2 separate regions of the Mus musculus genome follow, and region 1 is linked to region 2. The links are chromatin loops, found by intact Hi-C in ENCODE. Cell type or tissue: left cerebral cortex. All regions are shown on one strand. Each heading gives the region's core, and the rest is flanking DNA. Links, peaks and the distances in the headings are about the cores only. Region 1 has its middle 42 kb from the start of Gm33892. Region 2 overlaps Sgk1 (serum/glucocorticoid regulated kinase 1).

What was found. A loop is a pair of places that touch in the nucleus more often than their neighbours do. Peaks named below come from ENCODE experiments on the same cell type or tissue, not always from the same donor. Only the 100,000 strongest peaks of a DNase experiment are listed, where the experiment ranks them.
Region 1: a loop joins it to region 2, with 4 times the contacts of the local background. A loop is called at or near these places in 3 of 42 quality-filtered maps.

What each region holds. Positions count from the first base shown.
Region 1 is chr10:21,526,991-21,531,383 of GRCm38, forward strand. No RefSeq gene overlaps it. Among named protein-coding and RNA genes, the nearest start is that of Gm33892, 42 kb to the right of the region's middle. In left cerebral cortex, for the core only: a CTCF peak has its summit at 2,311 (motif pointing left); DNase peaks (open chromatin) are centred at 1,614 and 2,321.
Region 2 is chr10:21,994,099-21,998,491 of GRCm38, forward strand. Sgk1 (serum/glucocorticoid regulated kinase 1) reads left to right here. Exons shown (of 14, transcript NM_001161845.2): 4 at 868-943; 5 at 1,376-1,451; 6 at 1,696-1,800; 7 at 1,928-2,011; 8 at 2,125-2,256; 9 at 2,461-2,573; 10 at 2,881-3,004; 11 at 3,244-3,339; 12 at 3,800-3,955; 13 at 4,062-4,151. Among named protein-coding and RNA genes, the nearest start is that of Gm34267, 62 kb to the right of the region's middle. In left cerebral cortex, for the core only: CTCF peaks have their summits at 1,341 (motif pointing left) and 2,030 (motif pointing left); DNase peaks (open chromatin) are centred at 505, 1,340, 2,031, 2,517 and 5 more places; H3K4me3 peaks cover 4,000 bases; H3K27ac peaks cover 3,362 bases.

The sequences.
Region 1 (4,393 bases), core at 152-4,151, 470 kb before region 2:
AAACACCTCATATGAAGTATCAAAGGCAGCCATTAATTCTTTCAGTAGAGAAGACCAAACTCGGGACTCAGTTTTGGTTGTTCTTTTTAAGCAGATATGAATAATTCTTATACATTTTTAGGATACAACAGAAGATAACTTCTCACTTGATCTGCTAGCAGCTCCCTGCTGCAGTGCTCCACATGGAAATGTTTACTAGCTAAAAAGTAAGTCACATACCAGGGACAATGCATAAAAAATACCTGTGGTTAGGCTGGGCATCCTGGAACTTCAAGAATCACAAGTTCTCTGTGGAATTGTGAACTTTAAGCGTAATCCACAAAAACTGGCCAAACAACTGAAATAGAACTGCTGTTTAGGAAAGAATGGTCTGACTGTTTTTTGTTTTGTTTTTTTTTTTACCTCAAAGGCAGAATGGTAAAGTAATCTATTTAGGCAGTGAGGCATTGATGGAAGAAGAGAGACAGTAGAATGATACCACCTAGGTGTCTGCCAATGCATTATAATAATGTCGGGCTGAGACTGGTTGACAAGTGAGTGTGGTGCTTTGACTGAGAACGGCCTTCATGGACTCATCTGTTTGAATGAGTGGTTCCCAGTTAGTGCAACTGTTTGGAAAGGATTAGGAGGGGTGGCATTGTTGGAGAGGAGCTATATTACTGGAGGGAGGTTTGAGACTTCAAAAGCTCATACCAGGTCCAGTCTCAATCAATCCTCTACCCTAGTTCCTGCCTGTAGGTCAGGATGTAATCTCTCAGCAATCGCTCCTGCTCCATGCCTGCCTGCCACCACGTTTCTTGCAATGATGATCCTGGACCAATCCTCTGAGACTGTAAGCAAGCCCACAGTTAATGCTTTTTTTTTTTTCTTCTATAAGTTTCTACTTGGTCATTGTGTCTGTTCACAGGATTTGAGCAGTAACTCAGTAACTAAGACTGGGCAGTAGATATTAACTAAACCAATGTACTTAAACAAAAATAATCTAAAATGCATAAAAATAGAAACATTGAAATAAAATAGTGGGTACTTGAAAGTGACATGATCATATACAAAATTCAATAATAAATGCTACCAAGACATGTATTATTAAATAAATTAATTATTTTACAATATTTACTATTCCCTTTTTAGAGAGAAGGAATAAAACACTTAGTAATAATGTAAGAGATAATTGTGCAAGATGTGTTTAAATATGATGTAATTCCTCACCGACCAGTAAAAGCACACACAGAAAGGTAAGTCGTATTTTTGGATACAGTTCCATGTCACAAAGACACAAACTCTTTTTCAATCTTTACACATCTCCAAGTTGTTTCTAGAGTTCATGTGCTGAAATAAACTTGTGAAAAATCACAGGGGCCATGCAAAGCCAAAAGGAATGGAGAAAGAAAACTAGCTCTTGAGAAAGTAAAGTCTGCTGGAGTCAGAGGGGCTCAGGCATCTGAACTTCCAGTGGGATAGTGTGGAGTCTGGAAACAACAAGGTTTCCAGGGACAGAATCAAGCTGCTATCCTAAGTGCAGTTGTTTCCGATGCAATTTAGCATAATCCTTCTGAAGACACACTCTAAGAATATCTAGCTAACTTAAAAAAAATTAAAACTGCATGTACTCTCGTTTAGCGGTTCTAATTTTAGGGGCTCATCAAAAAAGCATCCTCAGAAATATGCAAATCTGCACAGCTGTGTCTGTTTTAACATTTCTTTAATAGTAAAAAAGAAACAGTGAAATGAAAGTATCCAACAGTGGGTAACAAAATATCCAGCAAAATAACCAAGTATCACAGCCCAGTGAGGAACATGATTGACAGTGAAGTTGCTCCTTAGAGAATTGCAGGTAAATTTACTACAGACTCTGAGGAATCTTGCAAGAAGAACTTGTTTACCTCCAATGTATTCAACTCCAGGAGTCTTATTATTTATGAAGAAACCAGGAAATACAGGTGTGCTCTCAAGACTAAATATTAGCCATCTTCCTTGTTCTGTGATATCATTCCCAACCCATGAGATCTAACCCCATGATAGTCACTCCCAGCTCCATCACTGCCCCTGGGATGCTAGCATCCCCATTAGATTATGTGCACTGACACTCGAATCCCTTAATATGAGAACTTAGCTGGCCGCTGACATCTACTTCAAATATCACAGTTGGCTTGGCTTGTAAAAGAAAAACAAAAAGTAGAAAAATATGGGCGATGACTAAAGCTCTGACTCCATCTGCTTCGATGTCACACTGTCCCTTAAGCCTGTTTGCTACTGAGAACACAGGAGCGTTCTCAGCCTGTGATGTTGAGGGTCTCCTGTCCCCCACCTACTGGCCACCTGGAGAAGCACTGAAAGAAGCCAATGAGATTATAAACTCCAGAGATAGGATTTGCTGTGATTAGAGATCCTGGCATTAGATGCAGAAGAACTGTGACTTGTACTCATGTTTTATACACTGTCCAATGACCTTGCTGTAGAACTGAACCCCGGTGTGGGTAGGGGAGCCCAGATGTGAGTAGGCACAGTGTGAAATTCAGTTTAAGTCCTGCAGACTGTCTCACACTGAAGGGCAGAGGGAAGAGGTGGGTTGAAAGCTGAACTTGTGATGAACCTGTCTGCTTCCTGTTCACTTGGTATGAGTATGTTATCGAACATTTAAAAAATCTTCATCGAGACTTAAATGGCTTGACAGAGCCTAACCCGGTCTTGCTGTGGTCAGGATTTCCAGGCATCGTATCCGTGCTTACCCTTGGGGTAGTCCCCCCTCTCTGTTAGAAGAATGAACTGCACTAGGGAAGTATCCAAAACCCAAGGATTAAGGTGACAGGCAGGAAGGGTCTGACAATGACAACTGCATAATCTGCTGAGTTTTCCTGGTCACCTCCATTGTCTGACCCCTGAGAGCTCGGCCCAATCACTCACTTTCCCTAGATCTTCAAAGAAACTGTTCATCTTTAATTGTCTATTGCTTTCCTGGAAAACATGCTAAAAATTCTATTTAAAGTCTTCCAGGATACAGCACACAGATTACTTATAAGTGGTCTTATAAGTGATGCATTTATATATTATTCAATTGAGGAAAAACTCTCACCAAAGAGCTCTTAACCCCCCCCCCCCCCCCACACACACACACACACTGAATTCAGCTAAGAAGGATTCATTAGAGTTTCTTGTTTTTATTCCTGTTCCCCCATTAATGAGGAGGTTATCTTACATATCAATTCTAAGAGCCAAATAAGCTGAGGAAGGAATTAAAAATATAACAACGTCTGTAAAGGTAGGGGAGCGTCAAATTAGAAGTTGTACAAACAATTTGGCAGTTTCTGGGCTTTGTCACATCTAACCCTGGTCCAGCGTTGTGCTAATGAGTGAGAACTGAGTCTGTGGTGTCCTAGAACTTCAGTGTTCACGGCTTTAGAAGTCCTGCCTGTGAAACTGGTCCCAGTGAGAAGTAAGTCACAGCCATAGGCAGCTGACTGTCTCTTGTCTCCTCCCAGCAGATCTGGGAGCTCATTATTCCTGTCTTCCTGGCCCTGTCTGTAGCTCTGTTTCAAGCACCTAAGACATGCATCTCCCTTGTTTCATCTGGAAGGATTTGTATGGAATTTAGATGACATCACCTCTTATGATACTGTTTTCTTCACAGTAATTAAGCAGAGCTGACCATTATGTGCCTTCAATGAAGCTCTCCCTTTACACCAGTGGTTCTCAACCTGTGGTCAAATGACTCTTTCATACGGTCACATATCAGATATCTTACATATCACATGTTCACATTACAATTCATAACAGTAGGGAACTTACAGTTTATGAAGCTACAAAACAATAATTTTATGGTTGGGGTCACCACAATATGAGAAACCATATTAAAGGGTCCCAGCAGTAGGAAGGTTGAGAACCACTGGCTTAGACTCTAGACTTGTACCACTCAGAAGGAGTCCGTCTTCCCTCAAACACATGACTGCATACGATAGCAAATGTCTGGAACGTTCTAAAGCTGCAAATGAAATAATTTCTGACCTTCCACTTTTCCCTCCCAAGTGTTAGAGGATTGTTTTCTTAGCACTCTAAATAATATTCTCTTTTTGATACCTTCACTTTGCTTTAATTTTTTTTATTTTTTTTATTTTTTTTTTTTATTTTTTTTTTTACCCATTCTTTTTTTTTTTTTTTTTTTTAGATTTATTTATTGATTATATGTAAGTACACTGTAGCTGTCTTCAGACACTCCAGAAGAGGGAGTCAGATCTCTTTACGGATGGTTGTGAGCCACCATGTGGTTGCTGGGATTTGAACTCTGGACCTTTGGAAGAGCAGTCGGGTGCTCTTACCCACTGAGCCATCTCACCAGCCCTTTTTTTTTTTTTTTTTTTTTTTTTTTTTAAATTATTTATTTATTTTTATGTATATG
Region 2 (4,393 bases), core at 223-4,222:
GCTCGAGTCCCTGCTCCGGCCCCGCCACAAAAAGCGGGCGGAGGCTCAGAAAAGGAGCGAGTCCGTCCTGCTGAGCGGACTGGGTAAGTGTCGCCGCCCGGCTCTTAGGGACGGGGTGCGTGGAGATCGGGATAGGGTACAGCGCGGGAACCTGGAGGCTGCGCGTTGGGCCGGGGACGGGACACCGAGGAGGGGAGAGGTCGGCGGTGACCGTGCACTGCGGTGTCCACTCGGGAAGCACGGGAGAGGAAATGGAAAATCACCGAGGCTCTCCACCCCTCCAGTGCCCTCCTCCGGCCCAGGCAGACAGAGGCAGAGTGCATCCCGGTGCGGGGTCCTGCTCACGCAGCCCGCGGAAGCCTCGGTCCTGCCCAGGGCGGCTCGCCTGGCTCACTCAGGACACGGTGGCCAGTCGCCCATCTTCTCGCAACTCAGTCTACAGCCTGCTAGGCGGCTGGGCTGGGGGGTGGAGCCTCATGGCGGGCGGAGCCTGGAGATGGGCGGCTCTGAGCCGCTTCCTCCTTCTGCCGGCCCCGCCCTTTCGCGGCGCAGGGCTTATAAAGCCGGTCGCGCGGCCGGAGCGCACTGTTGTCTTAGCCGGTTTCACTGCTCCCCTCAGTCTCTTTTGGGCTCTTTCCGGGCATCGGGACGATGACCGTCAAAGCCGAGGCTGCTCGAAGCACCCTTACCTACTCCAGAATGAGGGGAATGGTAGCGATTCTCATCGGTGAGTGCTGGAAAAGCACCGGACTTGTGTGTGTAGGAGAGCCGGCATCGGTTTTGAAGGTTCAGGATCAGATTAGCGTGTGGCGTCGGATGTTACAGAGCCCCCTAACCATCTCCCCTTTTCCTCTCTTTAAATTATAGCTTTTATGAAACAGAGAAGGATGGGCCTGAACGATTTTATTCAGAAGATTGCCAGCAACACCTATGCATGCAAACAGTAAGTTTTGGGTTATTGGGGAAAATAGAAAGAATTGTTTAAATTTACTAGCAGCGAAGACTTCATGGGGCGGGGGTGGTGGTGCTGGAGCTGAGATCTTTCCTCCGGGGTAGATAGATCTCTTCTGGTCTTGAACATTTTGCTTATTTGAAACATTTTAAACATTATTAATTTATGGGTAGAGTTTGGATCGGAGGTTTAAGATTAATTCTCGTGAATGTTCACCAAAATCCACGTCCCTCAATAAACAAACCTTAATTTGTATTTAACTGGGTTATTTTCTTACCTTTTTTTTTTTTTTTTTTTGTAAGCAATTCCTTGGGATGTTTTCGGTTTAAATACCGAACGGTTGAGTCAGAAATAGAACTTATGTCTGTGTGCCCTCTGGTGGCGAATTTAAGAGTTTCTAAAATGGCCCTTTAATCTCCACAGCGCTGAAGTTCAGTCCATTTTGAAAATGTCCCATCCTCAGGAGCCGGAGCTTATGAACGCTAACCCCTCTCCTCCGGTAAGTATATCTTGACTGTGGAGGAAAATTATAAATGTATCCGTATTTTCCTGTAGGGGTTAGTCAAGGCAGTATTTGTAAAAACTATCAAGGCGGGATTGTCTAGTCACATCACAAGTGGCTTAAGTGTTTAAGTACTGAGTCACTGGGATGTTTTGAAAGACATATTTCATAAGGTATTTTATGTGTTAACAGTAAGGCTGTGTGCAGCGTACGTATTAAAGGATGATGCTTTGTTTTCTAGCCAAGTCCCTCTCAACAAATCAACCTGGGTCCGTCCTCCAACCCTCACGCCAAACCCTCCGACTTTCACTTCTTGAAAGTGATCGGAAAGGGCAGTTTTGGAAAGGTAAGTTCAACCAAAAGTTCATCTTTTCCAAAAGATGAAAACTTTGCATCTCGACTCTTTCATGCATTCACTTTTATCTTCTCCCTGGATGAGGATAGAAAAATGACTGTCCGATTTGACATTTCAGGTTCTTCTGGCTAGGCACAAGGCAGAAGAAGTATTCTATGCAGTCAAAGTTTTACAGAAGAAAGCCATCCTGAAGAAGAAAGAGGTAAGGGTGACCCCTGGTGGCCGGGGCTCGCAGGCCTGGTGAAGAATTTCTACCCTGTGGTTTGCTGCCCTGTTGAAATCTGAATTTGCCACTAAATCTCATCTCTCTCCTAGGAGAAGCATATTATGTCAGAGCGGAATGTTCTGTTGAAGAATGTGAAGCACCCTTTCCTGGTGGGCCTTCACTTCTCATTCCAGACCGCTGACAAGCTCTACTTTGTCCTGGACTACATTAATGGTGGAGAGGTGAGCCGAGGCATCCACCTTGATGGTGGGAGTGGGGCTGCTCCTGTTTGCATTGCTTGGTTTGGGTTTGAGATGAGCTTTTAAAAGATACTTGAGAGAGAAACTTACTCAGAATTAAGCTATTTCAGGCCACTTCCTTCAAGCTTTCTCTTTCGGGCCTGACTAAACGACCCCACTAAGCCTCAGTTTCTTTGTCTCTCGCAGCTGTTCTACCATCTCCAGAGGGAGCGCTGCTTCCTGGAACCACGGGCTCGATTCTACGCAGCTGAAATAGCCAGTGCCCTGGGCTATCTGCACTCCCTAAACATCGTTTATAGGTGAGCCAAAGGTTCAAAGCTACCTTGAATGCTGGAGAGGGAGGCCAGGCTGAGCCTTTGGAGTCCTAAAATAATGAGATATTATGTGCACTTTGGTCACCTCTAACAATTCCCTAGCATGTGAGTTGTCTCAACTGCCCATACCAAGAGGGTGGTGCATAATCCTAACAGCCCAACTAAGGCTCCTTTCTGTGATTGGCTGTGGAACAGGAGTGGATTAGCAATCTTCTTAATACCCAAGCAATCTTTACAGAGGGTTTGTCATGAAGTCAAGCTAACCTACCTGTGTAACTACTTTTTCCTACAGAGACTTAAAACCTGAGAATATTCTCCTAGACTCCCAGGGGCACATCGTCCTCACTGACTTTGGGCTCTGCAAAGAGAATATTGAGCATAACGGGACAACATCTACCTTCTGTGGCACGCCTGAGGTAGGCAGTCTGACGCAGTGCCCGGTGTATACACACAGGGGACCAGTGGACATCACAAAGCACAGAGGTTTTAACTAAGAAGCAATCCAAATACACACACACACACACACACACACACACACGCACGCAAGACGAGGTGGGGAGGGGAGCCAGTTGACCCTGGCTCTTTTCAAAGCACATGTTTGCTGTGCGGACTGCCAGGTTCTGAGAGCTAACCCCTCTCTCTGGTGTCATTTCAGTATCTGGCTCCTGAGGTCCTCCATAAGCAGCCGTATGACCGGACGGTGGACTGGTGGTGTCTTGGGGCTGTCCTGTATGAGATGCTCTACGGCCTGGTGAGTAACACACAGCATCGTGCCCAGAACACTTCTAAGACATATGTGGACTTGCTCGTGCAGGCTTAGCTACCGTGGCTTCTCTGTGTCAGAAGCCTTATCAAAAGCTTTAGTAAAGGAGACAACTGGCTATTTTACATTTTATAATTTTATAAATAAGTCTTTTGGATCTTTTTTCAATAGTCTTGTTCGAATCTCAGGGCAGGTTCAAGTACTGAAAATTGAACCCACCCTCTCCAGTGGGTTTCTTCTGCACAGTATACTACAGTTTACTTAACCTGCCCAGTATTAGCCCCATCGCACGCATGCGCATTCTCTCTCTCTCTCCCTCTCTTCCCAGTAGGGGTTGTAAGATAGCCAGGGAAGGGGCCAGCTTAATACTCGGAACTCAGCACTTTATATCTAGTAGACACTAGACAAAACTTGAGTTGACTCAGAAGGAATTCCCTTCCTTTTCCAGCCCCCGTTTTATAGCCGGAACACGGCTGAGATGTACGACAATATTCTGAACAAGCCTCTCCAGTTGAAACCAAATATTACAAACTCGGCAAGGCACCTCCTGGAAGGCCTCCTGCAGAAGGACCGGACCAAGAGGCTGGGTGCCAAGGATGACTTTGTGAGTGTTGGTTGTCCTGCTGTCATGGGACCTTGGGGAAGAAGGTTGACTTTGTGACCTTGTATTGAGTTCTCCGCATCTAAATGAATATGTTTCTTTCCAACAGATGGAGATTAAGAGTCATATTTTCTTCTCTTTAATTAACTGGGATGATCTCATCAATAAGAAGATTACACCCCCATTTAACCCAAATGTGGTAAGTATCTGTGTGTTTCTGGTGTAAGAATAGCGAGACCCAGGTTTCTTTCCTGTCAGAATTTGAAGAAATAAGTACCAGATGCTATCTAACTCATAGACTCATTATCCCATAGGAGAGTTATATTTTTTGTTTTTTTTATCCCAGCTAGCTCACTGAATATAAATACATGTATTATAATTTCCAGGCCTAGAGACATACCTTAATACCTGTACCTCAGGAGACTGAAGCAGGGTAGAGTT